Regions from separate parts of the Homo sapiens genome. Here region 1 is linked to region 2. Evidence: read pairs that join two places in POLR2A ChIA-PET (ENCODE). Cell type or tissue: Caco-2. All regions are shown on one strand. Links, peaks and the distances in the headings refer to the core of each region. The heading gives the core; the rest is flanking DNA.

What was found. Peaks named below come from ENCODE experiments on the same cell type or tissue, not always from the same donor. Only the 100,000 strongest peaks of a DNase experiment are listed, where the experiment ranks them.
Region 1: POLR2A ChIA-PET joins it to region 2 with 11 read pairs; 21 of 35 experiments call an interaction of 5 or more read pairs at or near these places.

What each region holds. Positions count from the first base shown.
Region 1 is chr6:30,747,333-30,751,716 of GRCh38, forward strand. It overlaps the pseudogene RN7SL353P. Among named protein-coding and RNA genes, the nearest start is that of IER3, 5.0 kb to the left of the region's middle. In Caco-2, for the core only: no CTCF peak of the experiment used is centred there; DNase peaks (open chromatin) are centred at 1,829 and 2,429.
Region 2 is chr6:30,688,333-30,692,716 of GRCh38, forward strand. NRM (nurim) reads right to left here and starts at 2,652. Exons shown (of 4, transcript NM_001384369.1): 1 at 2,510-2,652; 2 at 1,715-1,911; 3 at 944-1,120; 4 at 1-610. The coding sequence starts at 2,642. The coding sequence ends at 329. It also overlaps a transcript of PPP1R18 not described here. In Caco-2, for the core only: no CTCF peak of the experiment used is centred there; DNase peaks (open chromatin) are centred at 2,459 and 2,739; H3K4me3 peaks cover 1,139 bases.

The DNA of each region.
Region 1 (4,384 bases), core at 120-4,119, 59 kb after region 2:
AAAACTGAAGACTAAGTGTTAAGGGGGGGACCCAAAAGAGCTAGTGTTCACATCTGTCCAATCAATCAGGGGAGGCTTCATGGAAGAGTGGCACTGAAGGTGACCTTGAACAGTGGGTGGGATATGACAAATTCAGATGTGGAGGATGACTGTAAGAATGGAATTAGCAAAGACCTTGAGCTGGAAAAGTACAGGATGTGTTTGGGGAATCACAAGAAAAACAATCTCAGAGTAAGTTTCCTGTAACGGAGTAGTGGGAAGTAATAATGGCTGGAAAGGAGTGGAATTGGGCAGAGTGGGGAGAGCAGAGCTGCCAGGTCAGGAGCCTGGGTTTCACTCTAGACTGTAGAGCTTGTGGGTTGCTGGATGAGATAAAGGGAGGAAAATTCAAGCAGGAAACTGATTGGGATGAGGAGTGATGCTCTGGACGGGTAGAGACTAAGGCAGTAGACAGGAGGCTATTGGAGGGGCTCAGGTAGATGATAACAAGAGCCTGAGAAGGTGGCCCTAAGAGACATTCCTAGCATAAGATAATCAGAATTGGGCAATGAGATGGATATCATTAGGGGAAGGGAGCATGGGAGAGGGAGAGTTGCCGACAGCAAGAGGATGAAAAGATCTGAGATGACTCCAGAGATTTGAAATACATCTGGCTCAGATCTTTCTACCATCATTTTAAGCCTGGTGCACAAAGTGAATACATATATGATCTCTTCCACTGGAGGCTGTGTCATACACATCTTTGTGTCCTCCAGAGAACCCAGCATGGTACCTTGTAGGCAGCAGTTGCTCAATAATCTTGTTAAATGCCAGGTGAAATGTACAACTGTAAGTGTGCATGTAGTATTCCCACCTTGGCTGGGTCACACCAAGCTTCTGAGATGTGGCTACACTCCTCCAAACCACTCATACAAATGTACAACATCTTTAGAAAAGCTGGGACAATTCTTACACAGACACCAAACAGGAAACACTTTTCTCCCCTCCCACTTAGGAAACACTTAAAAGGATTTTTCAATCAAGAACATGTAGGAACACAAATAAGAGGACAGGCCACAACCGGCTAGAAATACACTACTGCTCTGTGTACAATTCCTGGGCCTACAAGTCACTTTATTTTATACTCACTACTCTTATCTAAATACACAAGATCCCTTCCACATTACACACTTCTTCCTGGCTGGCATAAAACACACCTCCTCTGTAAACAAAGGCGCATTGCTTTCCCACGCCTGTCTTCACACCTGCCATCATTCTTACATTTACACCCAAGCACAGGGAGCCCACCACCCCCAACATCCTTATTCCAAGGCAACTCGCACGCTACACAATGACCAACATAAACCCATGACTACTTACACATGTGGACAGACCCTCACACTCACATAAACATAAATTGGGAGTAGGGGGAGATAGTGATGATGGAAGAAAACTAGTGGGTGGGAGAGAGAGAGAAGCACCAAAGGTTAGGAATGCATTACTTGTTTATGATGGAAAATTTCTCTAGGGCATTAGGCAGAGGAGGGGAAATGAAGGGGATGCCAGGATCTTGTTTTGCCACTACCTCCCACATCTGGAATCTGGGCCTCCAGCTGGGTCTAGTTATCCTCGCTGTCCTCCCGGCACAGAGAGACCTTTCTTTGTGGCAAGACCAGAATGGGACAAAGAGAAGACCTGAGAACCCGGACTGCTCACCATTCCCAACCAATCCCATCCCCATTCCTGCTACCCTCAGAGCCCTAGGGCTCTGCTCCTGCTCCTTCCTGCCACACAGGAAGCTAGGGAAATGTTGGGGGTGAATCATTAAGCCAATAAGGGGGTGGGGGAGTGCAGGCTGGGGAATGAGTTAAGGCCAGAAAGTGCCAGGGGCTGAGACGAGCAACTGGACTGGCTCCCACTGCCCTGATACTGGAGAAACAGGCCCTTAGCCTCCTCCATTTCCAGCTCTCCTCCTCATTTCCTTCCCATCTTCCCCCAGATCACCATGTTCCTTCATTTCCCTCGTTTGACCTTTGCCTTGATCCATCACCACTGCTAGCCTCCTTCTCAGCCCCTTGTTTTTCTTCATGACACATATCACGTTGGGGAATCATTTTATGTATTTGCTTTTTGCTGTTGTTTGTCCCGCCTACTGGAATATAATCTCCACGAGTGTACAGGGCCACATCTGACCTTTTTCTCATTAGATCTCTGTAGTATCTCCAGTACTTGGCTGTCACCTAGTAGGAACTTAATAAATATTCTTAAATCTGTCTCCTCCGAGGAGCTAAACCTCATCTGCAGAGAGGTCTGTTTATCTAGCCATGTTCCTTTAGAGGCCCCCATGTTTGCTCTTCAAAGAGGAGGTTGGGGGCACTCAGGTGTGGCTCAGGTGATCCGCCGCTGAATCAGGAACAATTGTGCAGTGACGACAGCGACAGCAAAGCCCTGGCCCGCGCCCTTTACAATCCCTGACATAGGAGTGAGTCAGGCCTGCTGCCTCACCTGGGTACTGCTGCACTGCTGACCACAGGCCCAGAACGGGGGACGGCAAGAATGGGCACTGGCGGAGGCAGAATGGGCAGGGGAAAGGGAGGCAGAGATTTGGAAATGGGAGCATCTGAGAAAGGAAAGCAGGGTGAAGGGACTGCACCAGGGTCCTGGGGGTAGGGAATGACAAAGTGAAAGCTTTTTAGCTGCACCTGGTATTCAGTAGATCCTCAATAACTACTTGGTGACTTGAGATGGGTTTGAGATAGAAAGGAAACACGGAATAGCAAAAAGAACATATTGTAATCTAGTGGTGTTAGACGAAATTGGGTTTAAGTGCCAGCTCTGCTACTTATTAACTAGGCAATATTGGGCCAGTTACTTAATGTTGCTGAAAATCTGTTTCCTCAATTGATAAATGGGCAAATTGACCTCTAGGTAACTGCAAAGGTTAAGAATATAAATTTACTCCTTCTGGGCACATAGTAGGTGCTTCTTGCATGGAGCAGGGGCATTATTATAATTATGAGAAGAGGGACTGCTTTGGAACAGGGATGGGCAGCAGTGAGCCAACCCAGGAGTAGGGAACTGGAATGAGAAAATAACCTCTAACTGCTAACATCACCAGGAGATACAAGTTCTTTCTCTTTTTACTCTGCCCTCCCTCCCTCTCCATATCAGGCAGGTTTTGTGGCTCTTTATTTTCCAGAGAAGCAAAGACTTCTGCATTCCTAGTTCCTGTTCAACTAATGTGAGTGATTTTATTTTTTTATGTATGTATTTATTTATTTTTTGAGACAAGATCTCACTCTCTCACCCAGGCTGGAGTGCAGTGGCATAAACATGGCTCACTGCAACCTCAACCTCCTGGGCTCAAGTGATCCTCCCACCTCAGCCTCTTGAGTAGCTGGGACTCCAGGAACGTGCCACCATGCCCAGCTAATTTTTATTTATTTTGGTAGAGACAGGGTCTTGCCATGTTGCCCAGGCAGGTCTCAAAATTCTGGGCTCAAGCGATCCTCCCGCCTCAACCTCCCAAAGTGTTGGGATTACAGGCGTGAGCCACAAAGTCTGGCCTTTATTTATTTAAAAAATTTAGTTTGGCTGGGCGTGGTGGCTCACGCCCATAATCCCAGCACTTTGGGAGGTTGAGGTGGGTGGATCACGAGGTCAGGAGTTCGAGACCAGCCTGGCCAACATGGCAAAACCCCGTCTCTACCAAAAATACAAAAATTAGCTGGGCGTGGTGGCGTGTGCCTGTAATCCCAGCTACTCGGGAGGCTGAAGCAGGAGAATTGCCTGAACCAGGGAGGCAGAGGTTGCAGTGAGCTGAGATTGCACCACTGCACTCCAGCCTGGGCGACGAGAGTGAAACTCCGTCTTAAAAAAAAAGAAAGTCTTACTCTGTCGTCCAGGCTGGAGTGCAGTGGCACAATCTCGGCTCACTGCAACCTCTGCCTCCCGGGTTCAGGCGATTCTCCTGCTTCAGCCTCCCGAGTAGCGCATGCCACCATGCCCGGCTAATTTTTGTATTTTTGGTAGAGATAAGGTTTCACCATGTTGGCCAGGCTGGTCTGGAAAACTCCTGACCTCACGTGATCCGCCCCCTCGGCCTCCCAAAGTGCTGGGATTACGGGCGTGAGCCACCACACCCAGCAAAAAAAAAAATTTGTTTTTACTCACCACTATACTGACAAGGAACAGGTGATTTTAAACATCCCCTCCCACCTACATTTTAGCTGGAACAATTCTCCAGAGGCATGGGGGTAGAGTGGGGTGGTGAGTTCTAGGCAGCAAGTTAACAAATGACCCCTAAAGATATTCATCTAGGCTCTAGGAGGCCCAAAATCAGGCCCTGGCAGTTCCCCTGACGCAAAACCATGGCAAGAGTTCCGGGAGCACCAAGGCAAGGTCA
Region 2 (4,384 bases), core at 324-4,323:
AGTGCCAGGGGAGTGGTCAGGGCAGATCCTTTCCTTCTCAGGAGGCTGTTGAGGGGGAGAGTGTCATGCTCTAAACAGTGAAGGGACAGATGACTTCCATACCCCACTCTTCCTTGCTGGTGAGAAGTGGACCTTGGAGTTCAGTGGCTGAAACTCAGAATTTAGGGTATGGAGCTGGACCCAGAGAATAAAGTCTCAAGTAGTAGAAGGGGCATCTCCTTCAGTCCATGGATTTGGGCCTCTGGCATGAAGCAGCCAGGGCCTGGATGTTAAGGATTTAGAATTCAGTGGGAGAGGAAGAACAGGGCTTGTAACCAGAGTGAGCTCCTCACTCTGCCTCCCCATCCTGGGGCCGAGAGAGCAGGTGGAGTTTTCTTTGTAGCTGGGCCCGGAGGTAGCGGAGGTCTTGCTGATCAAGCCCGTGAGCCAGGCCCAGGTAGAGGGTAAGGAGGAAAGCAAGGAGGAGACGGTCCGTGCCCAGGGTAGGCACCACCCACAGCACTGTCAGCAGCTCCACACACACTGGGTGGCGCAGGTGGGAGAAGAGTCTGAGAGCCCGGGGAGACTTCAGGGCCAGAGGCTCGCCCAGCCCCAGCACATGGTAGTATACCTAAGAGAGGGAGAAGAGCTTAGAAATGGAGTCAAGCCCTTTTCTCATCTTGGGCACTTCTTTCCTCCTCTTCCAGGCACCACCCTTCTAGAACTCAGGCCCAGGAACCCCCCTTCTGAGACTTGGATCCCTGATCCTGACTTCTGATCCATGTACCTTCCCCAGGCCCAGGAGGCCCATGCTTGCTGCCCTTACGAGGGAAAGTCAAAGGGAAGGGCCACGAGGGAGAAGCAGGGAGACAGTAGAAGAGCATGGGAGGAGGGAAACCCTTGAAAGGGAACGAGGAGTTCTAAAATGGGTCAGAGGTCATAGGTAGGGATCTCGGAGCCTCACCTGTTTGAGGCCCATGAGCTCAGCATAGTCAAAGACGAGAAGGATGCTAAAGATGAGGAGCCAGGAGATGACATGGAGCACAAAGCAGAGGAGCGGCACCCAGGTGGCCCATGGCTCAGCCCGAGCCTCCCACAACACAGGGCCTTTGGGTATGGGCTCCCAGTACCGCATCACCAGCTGTGGAAGGATAAGGGGCTGGGTATCCCAGTGGCCTAGTCTGCCCGACCTTGGGAGACCCAGACCCAGATCTGCCCCCACCACAGGCTAGCCTGCAACTCTCCCCCACCTCTCTCCTAAGCATCACCACCAAATATTCACCATGTGGAGGGTGCGTGCTGGGTGAGGTCCCAAAGATGTAAGGATGGCCTGTCTCTACCCTGAGAACTTATAGAATAGATGGGGTGACCTGATAGCTACGCAAAGTAGTAGCCTGTGCCAACCACCCAGTGAAAAGACAGACAAGGCCTTCTCTTCAGACCTAGGGAAGTGGTTTTGAAGAAAGGGTAGGACTGAAGAGAAGGGATCTCAAGCAGGACATAAACAAAGTTGCAGAGGTGAGAAGCATATCTTGTGCTTAGGGAAGGACAAGTACACCCTTCTTGATAAAAAGTAGGATATGTGCTGTGGAGGAATGGAAGCTGAGATTAGTTCCTCAATTCTCCTCCTGAACCCATATTTTGCCCCTCCAATCCACGGCACCCCTCCCACACTTGGTCTCCCTTGGGGACTCAACTGCCAGGATTTCATACCTGCAAGGCCAGGGCCTCATACCTGCAAGGCCAGGGCAGTGCAGGCCACATACAGTGACCTCTGAAGGACCCCAAAGTACCGGGATGTCCATGCCTTCACTCTTTCAGCTGCCATGAGGCTGTGCTGCCCAACAAATAGAAGCAGGAGCCCCAGATCCCATGCCAGGGGGGCAAGGATGCTGCGGTCCTGCAGGGCAGCCAGCCATCCCTGGCGGGCATCTACAGGAAGTTGAGGGAAAAAGAGACAAAAGATCGAAACAGTGGCAGAATGTTTCCCCCACCCTCATCTCCTCTTGGATCCCCAGGCCATGTCCCTTACTGCTTTCAAGAGCCTTAATGCTTCCTCTCTAGGCTGTGCCCATCTCACTTTTCCATCCCTAGTTTCTGCCCTCTTCCCTAGGCCTCCTGCAAACCTGGGGAAGAGGATTTATAGAACACCACATGTTAGGCAGTTGCAAAAAGCATGGCTGGAGAGGCCACGCTGGATTGCCCCTCTTACTTCGGTTCTCCAAATGCTCCTTCTTTTTAACACTCTCCTCTCAACAGTCCTCTCTACAAAACACTTTACTTAGAATACTCCGGTCACCGCCCTTTTCGGCTCCCTCAGTCCTCACTCTCCCGCCTCTCCAAAACTCTAATCCTTGAGTTCCTAATTTAGAACTCAGGTCTCCCTCCCCTGTAGCTTCTCGGCCGCTTTCAAGGTTCGAGTTCCCTCTCTTGGACTTCCCCTGTCATTTGTTTCCAAGCCCCGCCCTCAATCCCTCTCCTACGGCTCCACCTTCCTCCTCCCAGTTCATCCTCGATCCCTCCCGCTCACCCGGACCACCAGACTCCGGGATCCCTCCAAGAAGTGGCCGAAGGGAGGTAAAGCGCACGAACTCCACTCCGGTGCCAAAGGCCAGGATGAAAGAGGCGAGGGCAGCAGGGATCAGGAGCAGTGCAGGGGCCATGGCGAGAAATGGAGGGGTGGGGAAAGGGGCGGGGTCGGGATTCCCGCTGCCACAGGCCCCGCCCGCGGCCCCGCCCCCGGCTGAATCCAGCCCAGGAGGGCGGGGCTCCTGCACGCCACCGCCAGGCTTCCGGCCCGCCTGGCGCAGCCTTCCCCATCCAGCTGTGGATCCGTCCTGGGATGCGTGTCCCGGCCTGCTGTCTCTCCGTCACAGAAGGGAATGTTAGAATCCCGAGAGAGAGCTGTTAAGGGTAGCGGCTCTGCAGCCGCTCACGTGGGTTGAATCTCAGCTCGTCTAGTTTTCCCATCTAAAATGAAAAGTTACTGTTTTACCACAAAATAAATTAATGTATGGAATACATTGTACAGAATACAATATACAGAATAAATTCTGTAACTTACTATAAAGTTGAGTTGTTGACTGGCCAGTTGCTAAGAATGGCAAATAACTTCTCTGTAAATACTGAAAGGTTTGTTGTAATAGTGCCAGAGATTGTTGATTAGTAACCACGAGAATAAACATGTTAAAATATTTGTGATAGTAACCTTTGTCAGAATTAAAGATCATGCAGCTAAGGACCTTGTCACAGTAGACGTACACATAGTAGGGACCTTAGATATCATTAGACTAATTCCATCAACTTATAGATAGAAGAAACAGGTCCAGAGAGATAATTGCCTGAGTTAGGAAGCTGCTAATCCTGTAGGCTAAGGGACCAGATAATTGCTGAGCAGCCTCTCGCAGGCTTTACATTCCTTCTCCGTCTCCTGGGCTCAGTACTCCCACCCTCCTCTGAATCAATGCTGTTGTATGCTGTACCAGACATCTTATGTTTTCCCTTGAATTCAGTCTCCACCCTGCTTTCTGCTTCAGTAAGTTGTCCCAAATGGACGGTATCAATGAAAGTCACAGTTTTTATTGAGAAAGTCCTCTCGCCGGGCGCGGTGGCTCACGCCTGTAATCCCAGCAGTTTGGGAGGCCGAGGCGGGTGGATCACGAGGTCAGGAGATCGAGACCACGGTGAAACCCCGTCTCTACTAAAAATACAAAAAAAATTAGCCGGGCGCGGTGGCGGGCGCTTGTAGTCACAGCTGCTCAGGAGGCTGAGGCAGAAGAATGGCGTGAACCCGGGAGGCAGAGCTTGCAGTGAGCCGAGATCGCGCCACTGCACTCCAGCCTGGGCGACAGAGCAAGACTCCATCTCAAAAAAAAAAAAAAAAAAAAAGAAAAGAAAAAAAAAAAAAGAAAGTCCTCTCTACACGACTGCTCTGTCCTCATCTTTTTGAGCTTGGAGGTGATCACAACAGAGCTGTGGGTACTAAGGCACTGCACTATTCTTTCTGATTTCCCTACACCCTGCCTACTTCTTTGTAATTATCACTTTATTAAACTCTCCCCCAAATTATCCTAATTTCACTGTGCTATTCATTTCCTGCTAGGACCATGAATAGAGACACTTACCACACAAAGCAATGTGCTACAAGCTATGGGGTTCATTGGAAGTGTAAGAGGCCAGACTCGGTGGCTCACGCCTGTAATCCCAGCAATTCGGGAGGCTGAGGTGGGTGGATCACTTTAGACCAGAAGCTGGAGACCAGAATGGCCAACGTGGTGAAACCCCATTTCTACTAAAAAATTTTAAAAATTAGCTGGGTGTGGTGGTATGCGCCTGTAATCCCAGCTACTTGGGAGGCTGAGGCAGGAGAATCCACTGGGTGATGGAGCAAGATTCTGTCTCAAAC